2 separate regions of the Homo sapiens genome follow, and region 2 is linked to region 1. The links are chromatin loops, found by intact Hi-C in ENCODE. Cell type or tissue: heart left ventricle. All regions are shown on one strand. Links, peaks and the distances in the headings refer to the core of each region. The heading gives the core; the rest is flanking DNA.

Region 1 (6,037 bases), core at 412-5,411:
AAGGGACTGTCATTGCGATTGGGTGAAAAGAAAAATCAAAAAATCTACAGACAAAATCAATAGAATTAATAACTTTTGCAATGCTGCTGCATACAAGCTCACAAAATGGAAAATAATGTGTTTCTAAATACTATTAATAGTAGAAAATGAAATGAAAGATATTATTTACAATAAAATTTAAAAAATCAATTACCTAAACATAATAATAGGGGATCAAACCTCTACAGGGAAAGAATATAACTTTGTAAGCCTTGGAGATGACAAACAGATGGTGGGGAGGGGCATATCATATTCTGAATGGAAAGACGCAGTAGTCAAAATAGTTATTCTTTCCAGATAGATGTATAACTTCGAAGCAATCCCAGTCAAAAATCCCAACCATATTTTTATTTTAGGGATTTTTAAAATGGAATTAACAGGCTGATTCTAAAACAGATGGAAATACAAAGCACCAAGAATAGTCAATACATTATTAATGAAGGACAAGGTGGGTGAATTGATGAAGATATTAAGGATTGTATTAAAGCTATTGTAATTTGGCTTTGGAACTGGCATTAGTAGGTATAGTATGGGCAGTATAGACTATATGGAATGAAATAGAATAGAAACCTGGAACGAGACCCACACATATATGAACACTGGACCTACACCAAAGGCAATGCGGGAAAAGGAAAGTCTTTTCATTTATTGGTACAGGGAATATTGGGTATTCATTTGGAAAACAAATAAAATTTTGACATCTATATCACAGCATTCCAAAAACAAAAAAACTAACTCCATGTTGATCATAGACCTAAAAATGAAAGGTAAATTATAACTATTTTAGAAGTCAACATGGAAGAATATCCTCATGACCTCAAGATTATACAAAAAAAGTGATAAAACATGACATGAAAAACTCTAACCACAAGGGAAAAGAATGTATTAAATGAAGAATATTCTTTCATCAAAAGACACCACTAGGAAAGCAAAAAGGCAAGCCACAGAGTGAATGAAATGTTATTTGTGACATATCTAAGTACTAAAGTTCATATGCAATGGGACTCAAAAAAGGAAAAAAAAATTCCCACCCTCCCCCCCCAAAAATTAACACTACCTATACAGAAGAAGAAAAAGAAGTTGTGAATGAACAGGTAAAAATGTGCTCAACTTCACTGATAATCAAAGGACTGCAAATTAAAAGAACACTGAAATATAAAGCACATCTACCAGACTGGCAAAAATTAAAAATTCTTGGCAATACATACATTGGTGAGGATACAGCAGAAGACAAATTTTACACATTGTGTTAAGTAAAAGCTAATGCACTACTTTGGAATGTAACTTTCGTTTATTCAGAAAGGTTAAAAATATGCATAAACATGGCTGGGCGCAGTCACTCACATCTGTAATTCCAGCACTTTGGGAGGCTGAGGCGGGTGGACCACTTGAGGCCGAGTTCAAGACCAGCCTAGTCAACATGGTGAAACCCCATCTCTACTGAAAAAATACAAAAATTAGCTAGGCGTGGTAGCAGGCACCTGTAATCCCAGCTACTCGGGAGGCTGAGGCAGGAGAATCAGTTGAACCTGGGAGGCAGAGGTTGCAGTGAGCCGAGATTGCACCATTGCACTCCAGCCTGGGTGACAGAGTGAGACTCCATCTCAAAAAAACCCAAAAAACAAAAAACAAACAAAAAAGCATAAACAGCATATGAAACCTAGAGATACTCATACATATGTACATGACATTGTATACACAAGAGTGTTTATGGCAACACCATTATTCATGATATTAAAAATTTGGAAACACCCCAAATGTCCATCAACAGCACAATGGACAAATAATAAATGACGATAAAAATGAATGAACTGGAAAAACATGCAACAACACAAATGGATCTTAAGAGATATAATATTGAGAAAAAGAAGCAAGTTGTAAAAAAATAAACAGTATAAGTTCATTTATAGGAAAGTTCAAAAAAGTCAACACTAAACTATTTTAGGGATGCATCTATCATGGTACAATTATACATAAAAGCAAAGAAAGTTGGTATGGCAGTTACCTCTACGAAGGAGGGGTGATTAACAGGGGGCACGTTAGACTTCTGGGATTCTGGCAATATTCTCTCTCTGCACCTAAATGGTAGTTACATGGATACTTGCTTTACAGTAACTTATTATACTGTTCATTTGTGTTATAGTTCATAATTTTTAAAAGATTTTTTAACAATGATACATATTGATACTGAGGAATTGATACATATTCTCTACATATTGATATTGAAGAATTCTCAAGCTATATGTTGTAAAGTGAGAAATATGATGTGGAAAAAGTTTTTAAATGTATGTTTAAAAAGAAAGGAAGGAAGGGAATGAGAGAGTGAGAGAAAGAGAGAGAGAAAAGGAGAGAGAGGAAGAACAAGAAAGACATAATCAACGTGTAGAAGAATACGGTAACCCACACACCAAAACAGTTGTTGTCTTTGGGCAGGAGGAATAGGTGGCCAAGGGTCAAGGTTAGCAGGATTACTATTCACCGTGTACTCTTTTGTGTCTTTAATTTCATGCCATGTTAATGTATTACCTATTCAAAATAAATAAAATACCTAATCATGCTTATCCACAAGGGGTCACTATTGAATGCCATTTAACTCTAGTTCCTAACCAGGGAAAAAAACGTTCTGAATTCTTTATGTGCTTAACAGGAAGTGAAGAAACAACTTCATTTATGTTCTTATTTTACATTACACCACATCATGTTCCAGAAAACAATTGCCATTCGCAAATCATGCACAAAAGTATAACATTTAAAACGGAGTGAAAAAGACAAAAAAGTGAATAGATAATATGAAGTCGGGAATGAGTTTACAGAAGCGTTGTGTCAGTCATCTCCCCTAGTGGTAATTAGACTCTAAATTTTCGATTCTAAAATTAGATTCTAAATTTTCTAGCATCTGGGCTGAAAAAAAAAAGGGGAAGTATGGTCAGTTACACAATTCAAAATGTTGATCGGGAGAATATTAAGACCTTGCAGAGAATTTTCCCTGGTAGAGCCTGTTAAAAACAATCCATGAGGACCCTTTAGATGAAATTTTTGATTGGTCTTAACCACAAAAATGATCCACAGATGAATTATGAAACCATGTCATCTTACTCTCTAAGGGAGGTATAAGATGTTTTTGGACTTCAGATGAGAAGGGCTCCATTCATGGTTAATCATGAATGAAAACGAAACTAAGAATATATGCTGTAGAAAAAGAAGAAGAAAAGCCACAAGACTGCTTAAAAATTTCTGTGTCTTACACAGAAGATAGAAAAAATAGAGTGTCTCCAATTGGATGGATTTTTTAAAAAATTTGGTTATTGTAATGGATTTATTTTTTCTTAGAGCTGAGCTGATTGTACTTTGGCCAACTAATGGGTTAATACTGTCAAGGGAAATTAGCCCTGACTAAACATTGCCGCTGGCTCATGAATGCACTAGGCTTGGGGCAGTATAAAAACTCAGAGAAATCAGTGTGTAGGAGACACAGAAATCAGTGTCACTCAGTGACAGAAGCAACAATAATTGTGAAAAATACTTCAGCAGTTATGGACTCATCTGTCATTCAAAGGAAAAAAGTAGCTGTCATTGGTGGTGGCTTGGTAAGAATTTTCAGATGGATTACTATTGTTGGTGGTATTATATTAACTATTATTACTCGTAATGATTATTATTCGTCACTTCTGCAAATTGTTAATTTTCTTGTGAAAACTCTGATATTTAAATACAGCTATTTTGTTTATTTTTTTAATATTTTTATTTTCATAGATTTAATATAGTATGAGTTTTAATCTGTTCTTTTTCAGGAAAGGTATTTTATAGCCATTAAATACAAAGGTTTCTGTTTTCCCTCATCATTTTGGTTTAGGATTTGTTAAAAAGCAAAAATAATGCAAATTGAATTTGATTTTATCCCCAAATTGGCTATGTTTTTAGGAACAGGAATTAGTCTCAATATTCATTTTAATAAAAACATTTGTTCCGCTTTGTTTAATAACTCAGTTAATGCTGTCTAATGAGAATAAAAGGGTCAAGAAACATGAAGCTAACGTCAAAGTATCATGTTGAATGTTCACTAGTTATATGAGTAATTGGGAATAAGATTTATGTGGTCGCCTGACTTACTTGACTCTTCCAGTGGAGCACCTAAGACAGTGGAGTGAGGTGTTCACCTCTCACTGAGCACGTGACGTAAAGGTGCTGGGGCTTCCCCCATACCTAACAAGACGGAAGGAGAGGTCACTCTCTGCTTTCATAGTTATGGTGCCAAAGGTAGTTCTGTTTAACATGGGTCTGCTCCGATTCAACTTTGCTTTTTCCCATCTCAGCAGAATTTCTGTTTCAGAATACAAACATCCCAGTTAGTCAAGGTTAAATCATTTCCCTATCACCTTTGGTCAAATCATTTGGAGACTTTTCATTAATTATTCATATATCCACTCAACAAAAAATTTATTGAGGGCGTAACACTGTTCTAGGCTGAATATAGATGGTATATTTTATGCCACACATGTATTTATACAGTATATGCTGTCTTTTGTTCTGCCTTCCTTAGTGTCTTTTCCCCAAAGTGCTAGAACAGTTCTTTTAATATTTCTGATTCTAAATTTTCATTTAGAAATGCTATCACATGATGTGTTGGTCACTGGTTGGGACATGTGTCGTCACTGCTTCATACTAGGCTTGTGTCCAATCTGTCCTATCAAAATGTTGCACAAAATGAGAATTCATGTGTTCAACAAAATCTGATTACTATGTACCAATATTGTTTTAGGTAGTAGGGATGCGAGGGTGAGAATTCCAGAGAAGAAAAAGACAAGGAAGAAGAAAACAAATAAGACAATTTCAGTTAAAGAGAAGCACTATGAAAGAAACGAAAACAGGGTAGTGCTGTAGAGAGTATCTTTGGGAGTACCTGTTTAGAATGTGGTCAGGGACAGCTGCTCTGCTGAAGGGACATGTGACCAGAGACCTGAATGATCAGATAGAACTAACTACGTGAAGATCTTGAGAAAGAGCATTTCAGGCAGAGGGAACAGCAGGAAGAGAAACCCTCAGGCAATAATGAGCTGCCCAAGTTCAAGGAGCAGAAAGAAAGGCAGGAACTGCCTGAGGCCAGAGAAGAGTAGCTGATGAGGCCAGAAAAGCTGACAGACCAGATCTTGTAGGATCTTAGAGGTCCAGGCAAGAAGATCAGATTTTGTTCAAATTACAATGGGAAACTATTGGAGGATTTTAGGCAGGAAATTAAGTTGTGATTTTAAAAGGTCCCTTGGACCATTATGTGGAGAATGACTAGGAACATTTTAAGATGACAAGATAGACCAGTTAGGAGGCTGTTACGTTAGCTCAAGACTTGGACTAAGGTGGCAGCAGTGATGTCTCATTTTAAAAATTGTCTCTTAGAAATCCAAGGGAGAGATAACAAATATGTGATTGTATATATGGTTTTGGGGGGCATAAAAATGTGGGTGTCATCCATGGATTTCTCCCTGAATAACATGAGATTGTCATCATGTAACCACGTCATACATATGCTGGAAAATAGGAGACAAAAATTACTACTTGCGTATTAGGGAGCAACTAAAATTCCTCTGCAAAAGAATTCTATCCATCCTATTGTTCAAGTCCATGCTTACGCATCATGTTTGATTCCTATTGTCATTTTGTGCAAACGCTTATTCTTCTTTCACTCCATCAGTAAGCCTTGAGGCTCTATATCCAAAATACATTTAAATTCTAGCCATTACAACCATCCTGGCCCAAGCCATTATCATCCGCCATCCTTATTCCTGCAACAAGCTCCAAATTAGTCTCCCAGCTTTAACTCCTTTTCCCTTATAGTCCATACTACACACCACAGCCAGAAACACCCTTCTAAAACATGAGTCTGATCATTATCATCCCCTGCTTAAAATCTTCCAATGATCTCCCATTACAAATAAAATAAAACCCAAACTCTTTACCAAAGGTCTTGTCTGAACTAAGCCTATCTGCCTTTCTGGCTTCACCC
Region 2 (5,730 bases), core at 627-5,626, 320 kb after region 1:
CTTCTGGGAGGGACCAAGTAGAAGCAATATATGTTCATTTTGTGATAATTTGCTTAGGATTTATGCTTTCTGTATGTATGTTTTACATATATAATATAATGTAATAGTAATACAATATTACTATTTATAATAGTAAATGGAGGAATTTGAGACAGGAAGTACAGGATTTTTTTTTTCAAAAAGTTTTACGATAACAGGAGCAGAGAAATGAGGGGAATACTGAAGGGTTATTTTAAAGATGGAAGAAATGACTGTTACGGAAAGCTCACTTACTCATATTTACCATTGCTGCAAAACACCTGTTCTATTGTTTACTTAATCGATTTTCAACTTAAATTTACTTAAAAAGCAAGTTTCATGTTAACACTGTGTCACTTGCCATAATAGAAATAACCGTAAAAATACAATGGACACAAAGTCATTCGATTAAAATAATTTAAAAATGTAAAAATAATTGAATGCAATCAAAATCAATCAAATTGAGCTGCAAAAATGAGCGCCTAAAAATAAGTTACTTAAACAGAAAACCAGAGCCGTTGATGATCAGTCAGAAGAAAAAGGATATTCTGTTCCATATATATGTAATAGTCACCAGCACTGTGCACAATTCCTTCATCTTCACCTTTACACTGCATACATACTGTTTTGAACACCTATCCACATTCATTTTAACAGAGGAGCAAAATAAAAACCTAGTCCCATATGAGGTGACAAGACGATGCTGACTTGCCCAACACTTGAGGTTGTCCCTTGTTCCCATGTCTCTGATTTGGAGGGAAGTTGAGCTTTAGAAAAAGCTTCCTAATGCTGCTGACTAAAAAGAACCCCCACTCCTATGTCTCTTCTTAGAAATTACTGGTGTATGCATCAGTGTGTGTGTGTGTGTGTGTGTGTGTGTGTGTGTGCATGTGTGTGTGTGGTGGGGAAGGTGCTGCTCAGCTGTGGTTCTAGCAACCCTGCCTGAAACCAGGCAAAGGCAGGAGGCCATCTAGAGGGCACCCACAACTCTCACTAGGCCCCAAGTCATTGGCTAAGTTCCACACTGTAGAAAACACTGCCCTATAACAATGGAGACAGTATCTTCCAAATTAAAAATCAGGCAACCTGATATTTCAACAAGATACAGTATTTAAAGATAAGAGCTGGCCGGGCACGGTGGCTCACGCCTGTAATCCCAGCACTCTGGGAGGCTGAGGCGGGCGGATCACCTGAGGTTGGGAGTTCGAGACCAGCCTGACCAACATGGAGAAACCCCGTCTCTACTTAAAATACAAAATTAGCCAGGCGTGGTGGCGCATGCCTGTAATCCCAGCTACTTGGGAGGCTGAGGCAGGAGAATCGCTTGAACCCAGGAGGCAGAGGTTGCAGTGAGCCGAGATCGCACCATTGCACTCCAGCCTGGGCAACAGGAGCGAAACTCTGTCTTAAAAAAAAATAAAAATAAAAATAAAAAATAAAAAAATAAAGATAAGAGCAGCCCAGAAAACCCATAATAATAGTGCCATACCTAGGACATTCATGTATTAGTCCACACATTTGAAATGTTTAAAATCAACACTAGTGCTACTGGGATGTGAAAATTCATAGACATAATCCCTGCCCTCAAAGTAAGGTTGCCAGATAAAATTACAGAATGCCAAGATAAATTTAAATTTCAGATAAACAGGGATTTCTTTTAGTATATGTCTCAAATATTGCATTAGATATATTAAAAATTTATCTGTTGTTCATCTGAAATTCAAATTTCTGGGTGTCCTACGTTATTATTTGCTAAATCTGGCAACCCTACCTCAAAAGGTTTTCAGTCTATTGAAGGGCAAAGACAATTCAAACACAATGAGAATATGAGAAGTGTCAGGACCAAAGAGCCATCACAGAATGCTTGTGCATATCAAACAAATATCTAACTTAGGGAAGACATTTGGAAACTGGTAACATTGGAACTGAGTCTTAAGCTGGAAACATATGGGATATACCATTTATTTCAGCATTTAATAACATGCCATCATGATTTGTGACTTAACTGTCTCATAAACATGTGTTTTGTCTACAGAACTAGATCTTAAGTTCCTTGAAGACACAGGACATCTCTTTATGCCTCCATGCCACCTGGAACTGACAGGCACACTTAAGGCAGTAGTAAATTACTGCACACATTGATGCAAATGGTTTTGTCCTCCCAAAGAGTAAAAATATTCTGTTAGTGAAATGTATTGTAACTAGTGTTTTCTTTTCCAATTTTAGTCTTTGAACACTGCAGCCAAGAATACAGTTTGAAACCTTGGGAGTCAAATTCACAGTAAATACATGAGCCGTTCACAGTGCAGCAAACTCTCATGTTAGTTTTATGACAGATCCAGTGACACTGGAATGGACACCTTTTTGATTTTGGGGTTCCTTCCTAAGACCCCCATGTGTGATATATTCATGGTTGGATTCTAGGTACTGAAGCAGTTACTACAGCTGGATAGTCCAATGAGTGTAAGAAGGCTTCTCTACAAACACATGCTGCCCACATCGAAGTTCCTCTTTAATCTACTGCAGTTTGAAATTGTCCCCCACTTTCTCCAAGAGTCCACTCCAAGCTAGTTTAGGGTTAGGTCTACCATAGCCTTTGGAAGAGGGAGGGAAGATAACTTTTCTCATCTCTCCTAGTCCCAGCTCTAAAGACCAGAACCAGGGAGAAAGCAACACAGCTTTTCCAAACACATTCCCCAAATGTGGCACCTTTTCAACAATTTTAGTAACAAATTTAAGGCATCATAGATGCCTTTAAAATTGGCATGATAGATGTTAGAGTGATCATAAAAAGACTTTAAAAGAGGAAAAGATGTAAAGAACGTAATCAAATGGGGAGCATGTTTAACAATGTGCTCACTTCTTCCCCTTCAATTCCTTGAATTGAGTCTGCATTATCATTCCTATTGATCTTTGAGCCCAGAACATTACTTTGTGGTCTGGCCTAAGGTTTCTTCCAATTTTTTAAATTACAATATCCCTAAGAGGACAGCGACGAGGTCTGGGGTGTTATGAGGATTGGAAACCTAGCCACAAGTGACCATGAAAGTCCAAAATGCCTCTAAAGTCTTTGTCTCTAAGGCCCATTTTCAAGGTCTTGTTATATAGCTAATTTTTCCCCGACTTATGTCAAAAATAAACGAAGCTGGGTTCTAGGTAAAATGGTAGGGGCAGATTTTAATCACTACTACTACTGCAATGGGGAAAAGAACCCAGCGTGAACTGAATTCAATTTCGATTTGTAGAGGCAACCGGGCGTTTTAAAGAGAATGAAGGAATTAGGATGGGACTGATGACGCCGAGGGGGACTGAGCAACTTTTTCAGGTTTGAAAAGCCTCAACATCAACGCGCGACGGCGCTCTTTCAACATCAGCCTCCAGAACTGGGGCTGCAGCCAGGAGGGAACTACAACGCCCAGCAGCCCCGGCGGGTGTAAACACTCCCAACTTCCGAGGCGGTGCTCACCATCGGCCATCAGCGCCAGTGCCACTCGCGCCCTCAAGAAGCCGCACGGAGTTCGGGCCGGCAGCAGCGGCTGCAGTCGTATGGCAGTGAGCCGCTGTCTACCCAGCGAGACGGAGAGCTCAGGACGCAACCCTATGAGTTGGAAGCCGCAGGAGGCGGAACCGGGTTGCGGGATACGCGTTGACGTCACATCCTCTGGGCGGGGCCGCAAGGAACCCGCGCAAATTGAAAGGTCAGCCTTTCGCGCGCTGTGTAGGCAAGTTACCCGTGTTCTGCGTTGCCGGCCGTGGGTGCTCTGGCCACAGTGAGTTAGGGGCGTCGGAGCGGGTTTCTCCAACCGCAATCGGCTCCGCTCAAGGGGAGGAGGAGAGTCCCTTCTCGGAAGGTGAGAGGAGCGGGCTGTGCGGAGGCTAATGGGTGGGTTCCCTTGGGGGTCGACCTGCGCGTCACCTCCGACCCTCCTCTCGGGATTCGGGTCTTCCAGGAAGGGAAGGAGAGGGTCTGGCGTGATCTTCCCAACCCAACAGCGGAGCCCTTAGCCTGAGTGGAGTATGTGTTTTGTTCCGAGGGGACGTCTGGCAACCAGAGGTCTGCAGTTCAGTGAACGGAGGGAGATAAGAGAGCAGACGATTCCGGGCTGGAGCAGGCGCCAGGGTTGCCAGACTTACCTCATTTTTCCGCAGAAGCTGGCAGTCCAGGTTTTACATGCAATCTCTCCACCTTTAAATGTTGACAAGTACATTTTCCCATAATATTTTGCAGGCCTAAGGAAACGTGTCGTCTGGAATGGGCTTGGGGGCCACGCCTGCACATCTCCGCGAGACAGAGGGATAAAGTGAAGATGGTGCTGTTATTGTTACCTCGAGTGCCACATGCGACCTCTGAGATATGTACACAGTCATTCTTACTATCGCACTCAGCCATTCTTACTACGCTAAAGAAGAAATAATTATTCGAGGATATTTGCCTGGCCCAGAAGAAACTTATGTAAATTTCATGAACTATTATATCCGTTTTCCTCGGAGTGAGAGAAAACTCTTTTTAGATATCATCTGAGAGGTAAGAGACTGTTTTTCTGAAACTGTGGCTTGAGGACCACCTGCATCCAGATTAACTGCTTTGTTTAAAATTCATTCACAGCAGAACTAGTGAATCCCAGTCACTGAGTGGAGTTGAGAGTCTAAGAACCTCTGAAATTTGAGAACTGCTGGACCAGAGCCTTTAGAGCTCTGATAAGGTGTCAACAGGGTAAAGCTGCCTCCTGATCCTGTACTTTCTTTCTTCCTTTCCTTCCAAACTTAACGTTTGATAGGAGAGATTTGTATTATGAAATGCTAAGCAACTGCTCAGTGCCCATTACTGACTTTTTATTGTAGAGTGGGGGGAGGTCGTTTCATCAGAAAGGGTTGTGACAGTTCCAGAATCTCTGTATAGAAAGGGCTTAGGGGGCTGCAACCGGAATGGAAGGGGGTGGAAAGTTAAAGCATTTGTCTTGAAGCTGTATTTGCATAGCAGACGCAGTTTCACAGTTCTTTAGGGTAGCTTTCAGAGAGGCTGATGGAGTTGCCCCTGGGCGCCACCACTGTTTATTACCAGAATGTTCGTGCTTAGAATAATGCGTTCTAATAGCAGTGAATTTCAGTCCTAAAAAAGTACAGGATCATTTCTGTAATTCTTTTTGAATTTTTCCTTTGTTTTTTAATTGAAATACTTACCTTCCTACAAACTGTTTTGAGTTTCTACTCCTATTTGAATTTGCACGTTGACCCTTATGATTAATGCCCTTTGTAGAGGCAATGCGATGCCATCGCATGCATGGTTTTGTTTGTGCCTGGCTCCTTGAAGCATGTGTCAGGAGTGAAAGTGCAAAAGCACTTTGGAAAGACTAAACAAACAATAAGCAACAGTCAAGTGGCATTAGAGGTAGTATTAGTGATTAATGTAAATTCTACCCTATGGAAATTGTTTGATAGGGAGGAGCCCAGCTAAAATATTAAAGAGCAGTGATTCTTGAATATCTGAACAATTTCTGGCCGGGCGCGGTGGCTCACGCCTGTAATCCCAGCACTTTGGGAGGCCGAGGCGGGCGGATCACGAGTTCAGGAGATCGAGACCATCCTGGCTAACATGGTGAAACCCCGTCTCTACTAAAAATACAAAAAATTAGCCGGGCGCGGTGGCGGGCGCCTGTAGTCCCAGCTACTGGGAAGGCTGAGGCAGGAGAATGGCGTGAACCCGGGAGGCGG

What was found. Peaks named below come from ENCODE experiments on the same cell type or tissue, not always from the same donor. Only the 100,000 strongest peaks of a DNase experiment are listed, where the experiment ranks them.
Region 2: it touches region 1 in a loop (2.6-fold over the local background); 55 of 110 quality-filtered maps call a loop at or near these places.

The regions. Positions count from the first base shown.
Region 1 is chr1:241,528,873-241,534,909 of GRCh38, forward strand. KMO (kynurenine 3-monooxygenase) reads left to right here and starts at 3,506. Exons shown (of 15, transcript NM_003679.5): 1 at 3,506-3,626. The coding sequence starts at 3,573. RefSeq lists an enhancer at 3,089-3,238. In heart left ventricle, for the core only: a CTCF peak has its summit at 2,603 (motif pointing right); no DNase peak of the experiment used is centred there; H3K4me3 peaks cover 1,090 bases; H3K27me3 peaks cover 1,319 bases.
Region 2 is chr1:241,844,485-241,850,214 of GRCh38, forward strand. EXO1 (exonuclease 1) reads left to right here and starts at 3,720. Exons shown (of 16, transcript NM_130398.4): 1 at 3,720-3,869; 2 at 4,247-4,543; 3 at 4,628-4,732. RefSeq lists an enhancer at 3,416-3,755. In heart left ventricle, for the core only: CTCF peaks have their summits at 3,385 and 3,584; DNase peaks (open chromatin) are centred at 3,427 and 3,677; H3K4me3 peaks cover 1,384 bases; H3K27ac peaks cover 556 bases.